2 separate regions of the Homo sapiens genome follow, and region 1 is linked to region 2. Evidence: chromatin contacts called from ENCODE Hi-C data. All regions are on one chromosome and are shown on one strand. The core of a region is the stretch at or near the end of the contact, and the rest is flanking DNA. Distances in the headings are between cores, read along the strand shown. Region 1 holds the start of TMEM33 (transmembrane protein 33). Region 2 holds the start of LIAS (lipoic acid synthetase).

Region 1 (7,422 bases), core at 2,487-4,986, 2.5 Mb before region 2:
GACATAAACAACTGCAGTGTCTCTTCCTCCTTTGTGAATTGCATCATAATTGCACAACACCTAAATCACTTGTCAATAGAAAAAAATTACATGAACTTATTCTACCGTTTTAATAGCTTCACTTCATATATATGCCCAACTGAATTTCTTATAATCAATTTATAAAATTGAATTTTATAAAGCAGGACCTTCCTGTCAAGTAATAAGTAAAAATGAAAAAAACATGAACTTATCTCATTCCCACACATCAATTTTTCCTTGGATTTTCAATGTGTTAGTTTCACAAAGCACAAGATATAAAATATTCCTCTGATAATGTTATTAGGTTGTTAGTACCTGAAGGCTGGAACTTGTATTTTATTTGTCCCTAAACCCTTTACAGGTTAATAAGTCTTACACCTAAAAGGCACTCCATATAAACTGACTCAACAATTGAATATCAAAGGCAGCAATATGTATAATACATACCCAAGAAGAGGCAGAACAAACAGAGCAGAGCAGTAAACTGTGAACAAGCGAGAAAGCCACATTGCCGTGTCCAGTTTATTGGTCATCATGAATTGCTAAATTTAAAAAGAAAAATACTGTAAGCTATGCCTGCAAATCATGTTTTTAAGCATCAAGACTGTGTGGTTTTTATGTCTACTCAAAATATTTTAATCTTCCTCCATTTGTTTTTTTAGATCATTAGGTGAAAACTCTAAGGCAATTACATGTTTCATGTATATGCTTAATGAGAAGTCCAAACACCTTATAGTTTTCATGTGGAAAGCACAAGAAGTACTTAAACAGAAATAAATAGAAAAATATCAGCTGACATTTTAAAAAAATGCAAAGACTAATTAATTAGAAAAAATAATCTTAACAGAAATTCAACTACAATTGTCTGTGTTCCTTTAACACTTGCAATATTGGCTTCATCTATTTTAAAAGAACATTAAACAAAAACTAATTGCTCTCAAGAGATCCATATGCCTATTCTTAGCAAAAAATCTCAAATCCGAATAGGTAGGTCTCAGAGCTGAGTAAAACATCACATAAAGCCAGTTGGGATTAAAGAAACCTTTTGAAGAAGAAATATAAAACCATGATAGTAGTAACAACTAAACTCATTCGCCTTGTAATCTGCCTACATGCACAAGGGCCTGGCATACTCTAGGTGCTCAAAATGTGGCTGACAGGTATTAAATGGCCACCTGCCTCTCTGATTACACCACTCTCTTTATCACCTCCATGTTCCCCCACAAGTCTTACCCTAGTTTCGGTGGTCCTAGATTAAACTTTCCTATACCATTTTCTTCCCCCATTTTTTTCCCATTCTATCTTTCCTTTGCTGCTTTCCCCCCAATACTTATGTCTATTACCACTAAAGCAGAATCTTAAAATGTGTTTTCTCATTAAAATGTATCTTATATTCAAAAGTGGCTTTTACATTTTTTGTCTAGGATCTTCGTAATTTTAACATTGAGATCCATATACATGGATATATAAACAAAAGTTTCACAAATATTTACCCTACTGTATATAATGGATTTTGACATTTTCTATTTAATTTTTTAAAAATAGCTGGTGTTTACACTAAACTGACTTCTCAACTCACTAATGGGTCTACCTGAAGTCTAAAAACACTGCTCTATGTAATTTAATTTCATTATCTTTTGAAAAAAAAATATAAAAAATTTGAGGGAAAAATCCAAGTACATTGTAAAATTCCAGGCTGTTTTATTTTATGTCTTTTTAACCCACATGTAGGTAATTTCAGAAATATGAAATACAACTTTGATTTATCATTAAATCCAGACTTACCGTACTGTGACTCCAATAAACTGAAATGATTAGCAGTAATCAAGTGAAGGATGAATCCAGCTTACTGTGCTCAGTTTCTCAACAAATATTATGACTGGGCACCACAGCTTGAAAGTTAGTTTTAGAACATTCTCCTTAAAATCTATTTGTTCAGGTTGTTTATTCTGCAATAAATCATTGAGCTATGCGTTTCATTTTGTACACACTTATGTATATTATACAATTTTAAAAGTTTAAGAAAGTCTATTGGTATACATTTTTTAAGAGTAAACTGTCCAACCATCAGGCAAAAAAAAAAAAAAATCACTAGATCTTTGGGTGAAAAATTGTTGAGGAGCAATATTCACACAGTGTCACAGTATCATGCCAAAGAACACTTTTTAATTAGAAAGGAAAAAAGGTATCTTTACAATGGAGAAACTGGTGGACACCACCTTAATCAAATAATCAAACAAATTCTGCAATGATGGGATAAATCAATGTAAAATGCTTCCTGATATATAATATAGATATACATATTAGATGTACCTATATATGCTGCAAAACATGTCTGGACTCTTGAAAACTATCAGTATCTTAAAAGACAAAAAAGGGGAGGAGAGGGCAGAACTGTTCTAGATTAAAAGGCAGTAAACAAGATATGGCCAGTAAATTGAATGCATGCTTTCTGAGATAGGGTCTCGCTCTGTCACCCCAGGCTGGAGCGCAAAAGCACAACCCACCTCAGCCTCCTGAGTAGCTGGGACTATGCTGGGACTATAGGAGCGCACCTCCACGACCGGCTAATTTATGTTTGTTTGTTTGTTTGTTTGTTTTGAGAGAAGGTTTTGCTCTATCACCCAGGCTGGAGTGCAGTGGCGCGATCTTGGCTCACGGCAGCTTCAACTTCTCGGGCGCAAGCGATCCACCCGCCTTGGCCTCCCAAAGTGCTGAGATTACAGGCGTGAGCCACCACGCCCCGCCTAATTTCTTTGATTTCTAGTAGAGATGAGGTCTCGCTATGTTTCCAAGGCTGGTCTCTAACTCCTGAACTCAAGCGATCCTCCCGCCTTGGACTCCCAAAGTTCTGGGCTTACAGGAGTGAGCCACTGCGCCAGCCCATCGATGCATGCTTTTTGACAGAATCCCAGATGAAGAGAAAGCAGCTTTAAAGGACAATTATGGAAATTTGCACATGGATTTTATATTAGGTAATATTTCCCAAATGTGGTAACTGCATTGTGGTCACACAGAATAATACTTAACTACTTATGGATTAAAAAGTAGAGGACAGCAATGCTCCGGGCACAAATAACTTGTTAGCTCCAGATCAGCATCTTAAAAAAATTACAAAAGCATAATGATATTTCTCTTCATAAAGAACAAAGTGAAGAAGAAAAAGACCACCGCTCTCCTCCCTTTGCATAATTTCTATATACGATTGTATAAACTAGGCAGAAACGTTCTTTGCCGGCACTCGTGTGCTCCACGTGGTGTGTGTCATGGATCATGTGTGTCATGGCACAATCTCATGCGGCATCTTTAACCTTGGGGCCTACGGTAAACAAAAGACCGAGGTGGGAGAAGAGGAAAGAAGGCCCAATTTCCATGGCATACAGGTGGGGGCCACCAGCTCCAGGTCAGCCTATTGTCGCTTCAGAAACAAACTTGTAGTTCCCTCCATATCTTCGCTCAGGACCTCCCCTCTCCCCGCTCCAACTTCCCCACCCCAACTCATTAATCCCATTCCTGAATGCACTGAGCTTCTGGAACGCCTCGGGACTCGCAACGCTTCCTGCTTCTTCCTAACTCTTGCAAATCAAGCCAGACTACCCTGCCCTCGCACTTACCACAGCGCCCGCCCCTTGGGGGCCGTTCGGGGTCGTATCTGCCATGGGGGCTCACACTAGCGTCTGCGACGCCGCAACCGCGAAGAGAGAAGAAAGGGGAGAGAAAACGTCAGCGCTGGGGCCAGGACCCGGGTACCGGCTTCCCTGCCTCGCGCCACACACAGGCCGGATGCACCCTGCCGGAACTCTGAGCCTCCACCAGGGAAGGGTCTCGCTCGCCTGGTGCAGCCGACTGGATCCAGGGCACCCGCAGCAGCCGGGAGGTACCTGTCCCGCACCGCCGAGATCAAAGCGGTGTTTCCAGAAAGACGGGAGCGAAGGTGGAGCTTCGGGGTGAAGCCCTAAAGAGCCAACCTACGCCGCCGGCTCCAGGTTATTGCCGAACCCGGAAGTGCTCCTTTCATTTCCGTGGGGAAGAGGCGGTGACAAAGAGGGGGAAACGGGAGCGGTGCCCAGAGGCATGACGGGAAGTGTGGTTTTTTTCTCCTAATTTGAGCCCCACCTGTCCTTCCGCCGATTGGCCCAGTGAGCTAAGAAATCAGGATGGGGGAGCAACTTTTGCATTAAATACAGCTCACAAATGATCTTTCCTGCCCATTCTCAAACCATGAAATTTCCGCACTTCCTGATATAGAGGCCTCAGAAACATCTTTGATTCCTTTCTCCAGGGGCTTACTAAGCCCGTTGGTTCTACGTCTATTATTAATTCTTTCAATAAGTATTTATGAGGCCTGCTATGTGACAGGCTCCATACTTGGCACGGCGGATAAAAAGAGGAATATGACACAGATTGCAAAAGAGAAACAAGTAAACGGAAATCAGAGCATAGTGATTGTGTAATATGTGTAGAGGCTGATTTAATCACAGGGAGCACAGAGGACGGTACCTAAATCAGAAGGGATCTGGGGAGGTTTCCTGGAAAAGGTAAGTCCGGGCCTTGATCTTGAACGACAAAAAGTTGGCTGAAAGTGTTACTGGTGTAGGGTGTCCAAGTTCTTGGCGTTTTGAACATAGAATTGGACAAAACGCACAAAGCAAGGAAAGAATAAAGCAACAAAAGCAGAGATTTGTTGAAAATGAAAGTACACTCCAGAGTGTGGGAGAGTGAGACAGCAGCTCAAGGGCCCTGGATACAGAGTCTTCTCGGGTCCAAATACCCCCTAGAGGTTTCCCATTGGCCACTTGGAGTTCACTTCATGTAAATGAAGTGGTGGCCCGCAATCAGTCTGAATGGTTGCGCAAAGCAACCAATCAGAGGCTGAAGAAGTTACAAAGTTACACTTCTATGCAAACGTCTGATTGGTTACAAAAAGCAACCAATCAGAGGTACTTTCAATTTCCCAAATCTGCGCAGAACAGGTTGGGGCTTGCAAAGGGAGTAGTATCTGGCCCTTTATTCACTTAAGCGTGGACAGTAAGGATTTTCCTTCAATTTAGTTCTAGGAAGTCAGCGAGAAAGGGCATTAGGTTCCCTACCGCCATACCATATTCTTCTGCCTTAAAACGGGAAGGGAACTCCATACAGAGTAACAGAAAGTGCAAGAAGTAACAGGACAGCGAGAGGACTAGTTGAGTGTGACCAGAATGATGGTACCAGTCAGGGGATTGTGAAAGATTTGCGCTAGAGAGGCAGGCAGGGGTGTACTGAGGAAAGGATCTGAACTTGACCCTGAAATCCAGAGAACCATGGAACAATTTTAATCAGAAGTGTGACATCCTGAGATTTAGAAAGTTCTCTCTGGCAACAGGGTGGAGGATGAACAGAGGGGCAAATTAAAAGTCAGGAAATTCGTTGTGAAGCCATTTATATATATATAAACTAAAAATAAAATCCTAAGTAAGGGGTCTGTCGACTGACTGGATAGATCCCTTTCTTGGCCAAGGGGACCCCAGCCATGATGGGACAGGAGATCAGACATGCCTCATTATACCCCCTCCCTTTTGTAGTTTAGACACAACTGACTAGCAACTACTTAGGCGTGGAAAGTTAGGGTTTTCCTTTCAAATTAGTTCTAGGAAGTCAGCCTATGTTTAACATGTTAATGTTACAATAAAGATCATAACATTGACAGAACAAACTCTTTGTGGGAATAGGATACCAAATTATAAACAGGACCTAAGGCCATGCCAGGCAAGGGTTAAGTCATGCACCCCCTACACTTAAAAAATAAACTATGTTCTACCACAAGAGGTTTTTTTTTTCCCTCTGGCAGCTAAACAACCACTGGCCTAGAGAGAAGCAATATTAAAACAATTACAACTAATCCAGCTCACAGACACTAACTGAACCCCTGCTATACCAACCATAGCTACAGCTTTGATTGCACAAGAGACTGATTTCAGTAACGTTCTCCAGATAAGACCACTGACCATAGGCTGGTTCTGGCCACTTTACAGAGGCCATGCACTTGTGTGCCTTCGTCTCTGCTTCACCTTTTGAGGTACAGAGCCTAACTGTAATACATTAAATATTAAGTCTCCACCCCAAGGTGAACACAGGTTGTATGTAACATGCATGTTGTTCCATACGCATGTATCAGGACTACTTTTATGAATATTCATAGCTCTTCCTGTAACCTGTTGAATATGTATGTTTAGCCAACCTATTCAGCATAAAGCTCCTACCCCAGCTCCTCTTCCTTTAAAGTGCCTGTCTCTGGTCCTTGCTGGAGGCTGTGCTTCCCAGCCCATGAGAGGGCCACCTTGCAGGCTGTATCTCCTTATAAGAAATAAAGTCTCCTTTTCTGAACATATAGATCTTGTGAGTTTTAAGTTAACACATACGTGTAGGAAAGAAGTGATGAGATTCTGGATTGAGGCAGTGTTGTTGGGGAAAAGAAGAGGAAAGATGACTTGGAGGTGGCTTCTAAGATGTGGTGACTAACTAGGTATGGGTGTGTAGGAAGGGGAATGCCATCTGCTGAGACCTGAAGAAGTGTAGAAAAAAATGCATGAGAAGAGCAGTAGATTGAGAATCAAATATGAAGGGGCTAGGGAGAGGGAGTGGACTGGGGACCCACGGGAAAGCTGGCACCCTGTCGGAAAACCATGAGACTGTAATGCTCTTCCTCTGTCAGATGTGTGGTTATCCTCTAGTATCCATGGGCAGACCAGGTGCTAGTCAGATGCAGCCGAGAAATCAAATGGGGTTCTCTTGAAACAGTACAAACCTCTTTTTCTAAGGCCACTGCCCAAGTTCAGGTCCTTCAGATCTCTAGCCTGGATTACTCATCCTCCTAGCTGAGCTAAAATGCCACCTCCTCTGCACTCTTCCCATATCATTTACTCCATATTTTTATAGCAGTTACATTTTTTAACATTTCTTAGAATTATATGTCTCCTTGCCAGTGTGTGTGTTTGTGTGTGTCTATGGCAGTCAACTCAGGCTGTCATAACGAAATACCATAAAGTGGGTAGCATAAGCAACACAAATTTGTTTTCTCACAGTTCTGGAGACTGAGAGGTTTAAGATTAAGGTGCCAACAAGGTAAGTTTCATTTTAGCCGCTGGCAGCTGCCATTTTCTGTGTGCTCAATTTAGGAGGAGGTAAATGATCTCTGTCTTCCTCTCTTCCCCTTCTTATAAGGTCGCCAGTTCTATCGGATTAGGACCCCATCCTTATAACTTAAGTTAGCCTTAATTACTTCCTAAAGATCCTGTTTCCAAATATATACAGTCACATGAGGGTTAGGGTCTTGACATATGAATTTTGAGGGACACAATTCAGTCCATAGCTATATATATTTTATATATATGTATGTAAGTACATATTTTTTTACTGATTTAA
Region 2 (7,349 bases), core at 4,355-6,854:
CTAGTGTAGTGGCATGTACCTGTAGCCTCAGGTATTTAGGGAGGCTGAGATAGGAGGATTACTTGAGCCTAGGAGTTCGAGGCTGCAGTGAGCTATGACTGTGCCACTGCACTCCAGCCTGGGTGACAGAGTGAGACCCCCATTTCTTAAAACAAAATAGAAACACAACTGAAAAATGGGATTCTAATATACAGTTTAGGGGGTACAGAGGGGTATTCAAAGATAATGCTAACGTTTTAATCTCAAACTGGAGGTATGAGGGTGTCTGTTGTGTTATTCTTTATAACTTACACAGTTTATAAGATACTTTTTTTTTTTTTTTTTGAAACAGGGTCTTGCTCTGTAGTCTAGGCTGGGACGCAGTGGCATGATCATGTCTTACTGCAGCCTCAACCTGTTGGGCTCAAGTGATCCTCCCACCTCAGCCTCCTCAGAAGTTGGGTATACAGGCAAGTGCCACCATGCCCAGCTAATTTTTAAAAACTTTTTTTTTGTATGGACAAGGTTTTACCATGTTGCCCAGCTGGTCTTGAACTCCTGGGTTCAAATGATCTGCCTGCCTTGGCCTCCCAAAATGCTGAGCTTACAGGCATGAGCCACTGCACCCGGCCTATGAAGATACTTTTATATCTATTCAATAATAAAAAAAGATGATTTTAAAAGACATAAAATATATGACAGATCAATGTACAGGTCTCTATGGATGTAAAAACAGAAAGCACAGCTCCTTCTTGTTGAATATGTTAAACAGAAAACACATAAAAAGCTAAGCAATCATGAATAATGTTTCCAAACATTGATAGGAGAGGTATCTCAAGGCAGCACGTGATTAACTATCACATAAATGAAAGAACCAATAATAGATTTATTCAGAGAAGGGTGAGATTACAACAGGTTGGATTATTCCATCAGGTTTTTTCTTAATATTTTTCATAAATGCAAATGTAATGAAAAATCTGACCAGAGATTCATAATGCACATTTTTAGGAGGAAGACACAAAATAGTCCCTTTCAGTTTCTAGACTAAAGCCATAGAGGTTGAGGCTGGCCCTACCATGATCGTGGCTGTGGCGGTGGCATATTCTCCACCTCCCCAACACTCTCCAATATTGGGACATCGAGCTTCCTCACATACCTGTATGCAAAAGGAAATGGAACACCATTAGGTTGACAATATCCACCAACTAAACAGTTGGTGACTGTGATTAGACATTTTAAACTTCTCATTGTTTACAACATATTTTTGAAGACATTCACTATTCAAAAATGCTGTTAAGACCAAGTGCGCTGGCTCATGCCTGTAATTCCAGCACTTTGGGAAGCTGAGGCAGGAGGATTGCTTGAGCCCAGGAGTCTGGAACCAGTCTGGGCAACATAGTGAAATCCTGCCTCTACAAAAAATCAAAGTTAGTCAGGCGTGGTAATGTGCACCTATACTCCCAGCTACTCAGAAGGCTGAGGAGAGAGGATCACTTGAGCCTGGGAGGTCAAGGCAATTGTACCACAGCACTCCAGCATAGACAACAGAGCAATGCCCTGTCTTCAAAAAAAAAAAAAAAAGGCTGTTAAACTGCCCAACTCTATATTAAGATTAGAGTGTAGTGAGCATGTCCTATAGAGGTGTACTCCCTTACATAATTATGTAAGAATGGACAGACTTGAATTTTTATTTTTTAAGATGGAGTCTCACTGTCGTCCAGGCTGGAGTGCAGTGGTGCCATCTCAGCTCACTGCAATCTCCACCTCCCAAGCTCAAGTGATTCTCCAGCCTCAGACTTCCAAGTAGCTGGGACTACAGGCTCACGCCACCACGCCCAGCTAATTTTTTTTGTATTTTATTAGAGACGGGGTTTCACCATGTTGGCCAGGCTGGTCTTGAACTCCTGACCTCAGGTGATCCTCCCACCTCGGCCTTCCGAAGTACTGGAATTATAGGTGTGAGCCACCGCACCTGGCCAAAATCCAATTTTTAAATTAAAAACTTTACGAATGTATATACTTCATATGTGCAAATAAAAAAGTCTGAAAGATTATATACTGAAGAGTTAAAGGTAAAGGAGTATGGTTTATATATGGCATTGCGTATGTGACATACCTTCATATTTAATTTTATATTCTTTCCAACAAATCATATATCTAATTTGCAATATAAAACAAACAAAGCCTTGTTTCCAAACTCGTAGGGCAAAAAATCTCTTTGTTTGCCGGAAAAATGATTCTAAATATATTTCCATTCCTGGTAGTAATGTATCACTTAACATATTTACTTTCTTTGCTATTATTTATATATTTATTAATAATTTTTAAGTTATATAAACGTAGAAACATGGCTTTTGGTGAAGAGGGATAGTTTACACTTTGACAACTTACTGTATGGAGATTTAAATTCCGCAAAGTATTTTTCAGTTTATTGTAATTTTTCCCCATGGGAATCTCTGTCTTTAGCCATGGAGGTAGTCTTAACCTAAGGAAAGCCAAACATAACTATCTATTAACAAATATGCTGCCAAATAATTACACAGCTTTGAAGTTAATTTCTTCTATTACAATTCCTAGTTAATAATTTTTTCTATAACCTTAGAATAACTCTTATAATTTCTGTCATAGGAGTAAGAACACAGAATCAAATTTAGCCTTGCTCAAACCACTTTAGAAAACACCAATAATGGCCGGATGTGGTGGCTCATGCCTGTAATCCCAGCACTTTGGGAGGCCGAGGTGGGCGGATCACAAGGTCAGGAGTTCGAGACTAGTTTGGCCAATATGGTGAAGCCCTGTCTCTACTAAAAATACAAAAATTAGCCGGGCGTGGTGGCAGGCGCCTGTAGTCCCAGCTACTTGGGAGGCTTAGGCAGAAGAATCCCTTGAACCCAGGAGGCGGAGCTTGCAGTGAGCCAAGATTGTGCCACTGCACTCCAACCTGGGTGACAGAGCAAGACTGTCTCAAGAACAAACAAACAAAAAGAAAACACCAATAATGGAGTGTAACAGGGCGCTATACTCACGTCTACCTTTTTTGCAAAGGCAGAGTTACACTATTCTAATAAGAGAATGAGCAAGTTTTCAAATATCTCATCCCTCATGAATGATACTGCCAAAAAGTACTCTACTTGTTTAGACTGAGGAAAGATCACAACTGTGCACTGTCTGCTCTACATTCTAGATTTTATAGTGGTTACTCAATGGAAAAAAGATCTAAAATTTGGACTGGAGACTGTGTATCCTTGGTTCTCCATGACTTCCATCCACTTGTGATATAGAAGGAGCAGGATTAAGTTATCTTTCAACTCAATCTACCTTCTACATAAAATTCCATCATTCTTTTAAATTAAGGCAAGGTATCCATAGGTCACATGTAAATTGACTAGGAGAAGCACAAGTTAGATCATCAACAGCTACTAACCCAGATCTAACAGACTAGTAGCAAAGCAGTAATCTTTACTCTGAAGAAGTTGGATGCTGGGTAGAAAATGGGGAGATGGCAGTGTAACATAGTAAGGGCAAGAGAAAAGAGAAAGATTCCAAAAATTTCATCTGCTTACTTGTTCTATCTAGTTCTGTTATCACATCTTTCTAATGATTTTTAGCTAAATTTAACAAGTCTGATATTAAAAACAGATTCTAGGGCTTGGTTATATCTGAAAATAATGCACAATAAAGGAACGGGACGTTAAAATTATCTCAAATTTTCAATTACCTTTCTCCTTTCTGGCGTTTTAGGTTTCCTTTATATTCATCCCAGGTGCTCCTGTCTGCAAGATCACCAGATACAAAATCTTGAAGGTCTGGTCCATTCTGTAGGAGTTCCTTTTTTTTATCTGGCAAGGAGCTTAACGGTCTGACTGGGCTGCAAAAATATCTCCCAAATACCTAAAGAAAGAGTTAATTATGACGTTTATTTAGTGGAGTCCGTAATAATTTAGTTTTAACCCATCATAACACCTAAACGGAAGGGTAAAGCCAAAAAAGTGATTCAGAAATTATGTCAAACTAGGAGCTCTAGTATTCTAGGGCATTAGAATATAAAAGATGACTGAAGGAACCAAACCTAAAAGAGAGTAAGAGTTGACTGTTTACTACTGAGTTTAGAATAGATTTGGAAATCTGTTTTTTTTTTTTTTTTTTTGAGACGGAGTCTTGCTCTGTTGCCCAGGCTGGAGTGCAGTGGCGCAATCTTGGCTCACCGCAAGCTCCGCCTCCCGGGTTCACGCCATTCTCCTGCCTCAGCCTCCTGAGTAGCTGGGACTACAGGCGCCCGCCACCACGCCCGGCTAATTTTTTTGTATTTTTAGTAGAGACAGGGTTTCACCATGTTAGCCAGGATGGTCTCGATCTCCTGACCTCAGGTGATCCACCTGCCTCGGCCTCCCAAAGTGCTGGGATTACAGGCGTAAGCCACCGCACCCGGCCCGAAAATCTCTGGAACTAACATATATCACACTTTCATGTACTCCACCTACCAGGAACTAGATGTTTGTCTTTCAACAAGATTGAACTGCAATAACTGAAGAAGGTGCCACAGTTTAAAACTGTTCTGGTCCTGACTTGAATCAGGGGCGTTTAAAGTGAAGTGTGCAATAAATCTCTCGAGCTTTGAATAATTGTTGAAACGTAGGTTAATAATGCCCAATTAGTTTCAGACAACTGGAAGGTTAAAACCAAGCCTAACGTTTTTACTTTCTTTTTCTTTTTTTTTTTTTGAGATGGAGTCTCGCTCTGTCGCCCAGGTTGGAGTGCAGTTGCGCGATCTCGGCTCACTGCAACCTCCGCCTCGCGGGTTCAAGCGATTCTCCTGCCTCAGCCTGGCGAGTAGCTGGGACTACAGGCGCACGCCACCACGCTCAGCTAATTTTTGTATTTTTAATAGAGGCGGGGTTTCACCATGTTGGCCAGGATGAACGTTTTTACTTTCTAGGTTACATTGTTTCTGTGTTTGAACGTGGCAGTCAAGAACATAAGAAATCATGGTATTCGGCTTTTACATCTGAACACAAACGTGTATGAGATAGCCAAAACACTACAAAATCCACGAGTCTGCACATGTATCTCAAAAGAACCTTCGACAACTCAAAGAGTGCCTGTTAGGGTGTTGCACGATTGCTACTGCACTTCTCAATGTCTGCCGCTGAAGCCTAGCGGACAGGTTTGTGTTCTCTGCGGCTAGAGTGGTGTCTCACACACAGTAAGAGTCCAAGACAGAATAGCTATGTGGGGTGCTCACTGCAGTGCTCCATAAATATAGGGTACAAACCACTCTAAGCAGAAAATAAGTCCTCGGTGCTGGCCCAGAGAGACTTGCAAACAAACTGATGCCAGAGACTCTATATCATGGGGCTGGCGGGATAATTACATGAGATTACACGAAAAACGTTTAAAACTGCCGTTGGCTAGTAGTAAATGTTCAGTAAATGCACTGGCCTTTATTATTGGGCATGGGCGCTCTGAAGGGATAGGATCCCCCCACCCCACGCCCAAACCCGTTCGCCCCGCCGCTCACCCGGGGCCCCAGGGTGCGGGCTGCATCCCCGCAGCGTAGAGACATTTCCTCTTTAGGACTAGCGCAGTGCAGGGGTTGAGGGATCGCTAACTCCCGGGAAAGGACAGGTCGAAATTACGTCGCTCCATTTATGACAAGCAGCCAAGCTGCTCCACGATTGGCTGCTTTAGCCTTACGTGCGTCGCGCACTCATGACGCAATACGCAGGCCCCTTACGCGATACAAGTACGTAATGACGACAGACGTTCTTTCTTTGCTGCGTCTACTGCGAGGTAAGGATGTTTCTGTGCTCGTGGGGGTACTGGGAATCTGAAACCATCTGCTCTGGGAAAGGCTGCGGCGCGGCTCCCACTCTCGGAACCTTGTCCTGTTTGTCCCCCAGCTCGGCAAGCGCCATATGAGCCTGGCGGCGCCAGATGCGAATCCTGTTGTGGGCTTTTTGGCCTATTCCCGCCCCTCAGTCTTGCCGGGATGGCACCGCCCGCATAGGACTTCCAGGGTTGGGCTGAGTGGGAGTTCGACTGCTGGGCCTCGTAATTCTCGCTTTGGGGCTGCTCCTTCCAGGCTGGGACACACTGGGGCCCGCTGTCGGTCTCCCGTCCTCCGACATCTTGTCTGGAACTTCCGCCTGGCAGTCTCCAGTAGGAGTGGAGCTCTGTGCGGCGTAGTTTGGTGGAAAAACGGGCCTTGCGTCGGCCTCACCCCCAGTGTTTGTGTTTCAGAATGAAGACTATTCTCAGCAATCAGACTGTCGACATTCCAGAAAATGGTATGAGACTTGATGTCTTTTACTTACATCTTTACTGCACGTTCCAAGCGTTGTGTGGCCTGACGAGTGTGTTCTCTCTTCTAGTCGACATTACTCTGAAGGGACGCACAGTTATCGTGAAGGGCCCCAGAGGAACCCTGCGGAGGGACTTCAATCACATCAATGTAGAACTCAGCCTTCTTGGAAAGAAAAAAAAGAGGGTGAGGGTTTTTCTTCTGATAATTCAGTTGCTCGTTGGAAGGTGGTTTATAACAGCATCACATTTGGTTGCTTTAACAATTTTCGAATTAAGGTTCAGTGCTTCAGCTTTAAATGTTGCTGTCCAGAATACCAGCCTGTTCAGTGAAATTGAAAAACCAGATTCTGAACACAGCCAATTATATAAAGCTCAAATGTAATAGTGGTCATCAGTGACACGTCTTAATGGTGTTAGAAGTTTGGTTTATTTTCCTAGTGATTGCTTTGTAAAAATCACAGGAACCGGCAGTAGGTCATTTAAACCTGATGATTTAATTTTCCAGAAGGGAAGTTTGTTGCAACTTCTACAAAGCTTAACTGTTGGGAGGTTTTATAGGTGGTTGGATTTTTCCAGTTGAAAACCATGTGCTTTGATAAGGGTTAATTCTAGAATCTTAAAGTAATTCGGTAAGTGGTCTGTTGTCTTTTAAGCCTGCATATTTCTGGAAAGAATACATTTTTTGTTCTGTTACAGCTCCGGGTTGACAAATGGTGGGGTAACAGAAAGGAACTGGCTACCGTTCGGACTATTTGTAGTCATGTACAGAACATGATCAAGGGTGTTACACTGGTAAGCAGATGTATCAGACTTCCTTGTTTTGGAAAGGGAGGTTTCTCAAACCTGTGCTTTATACAGCGTAAGTGTCTCTTTCAGAGAATGGGTCATGTATTTTATTTGGTGTAATACGCAAGAACTTGGCAAAAATAGGCATCTGTGGGTCTTTAAGCGATAGAGCTGAGAGCAAAGACCAGATGGGTACAACATGTTTGTTTTTTTCTGTTGTTGGGTTTTTTTTTTTTTTAATCAAGGCTGGGGTCTCGCTATTTTGTCCAGGCTGAGCTCAA

What was found. Hi-C counts contacts between places; a loop is a spot of excess contacts on that map. Pooled maps may share reads with other maps.
Region 1: a loop to region 2 is called in a map of CD8-positive, alpha-beta T cell, with 8 times the contacts of the local background. The contact joins the promoter of TMEM33 here to the promoter of LIAS in region 2. A Hi-C loop is called at or near these places in 2 of 168 maps with a recorded cell type or tissue (CD8-positive, alpha-beta T cell and sigmoid colon) and 8 of 50 pooled maps.

Annotation. Positions count from the first base shown.
Region 1 is chr4:41,931,743-41,939,164 of GRCh38, reverse strand. It overlaps TMEM33 (transmembrane protein 33), which reads right to left and starts at 3,736. Exons shown (of 7, transcript NM_018126.3): 1 at 3,636-3,736; 2 at 469-563. The coding sequence starts at 3,680. It overlaps LOC105374426 (a long non-coding RNA gene), which reads left to right and starts at 4,490. Exons shown (of 3, transcript NR_188374.1): 1 at 4,490-4,559. RefSeq lists enhancers at 3,347-3,416, 3,427-3,476, 3,717-3,896.
Region 2 is chr4:39,457,311-39,464,659 of GRCh38, reverse strand. LIAS (lipoic acid synthetase) reads right to left here and starts at 5,604. Exons shown (of 11, transcript NM_006859.4): 1 at 5,498-5,604; 2 at 3,698-3,870; 3 at 2,371-2,464; 4 at 1,055-1,135. The coding sequence starts at 5,542. It overlaps RPL9 (ribosomal protein L9), which reads left to right and starts at 5,738. Exons shown (of 8, transcript NM_000661.5): 1 at 5,738-5,769; 2 at 6,220-6,266; 3 at 6,351-6,466; 4 at 6,979-7,074. The coding sequence starts at 6,221. RefSeq lists enhancers at 5,077-5,126, 5,497-5,791, 5,987-6,737 and a silencer at 5,507-5,556.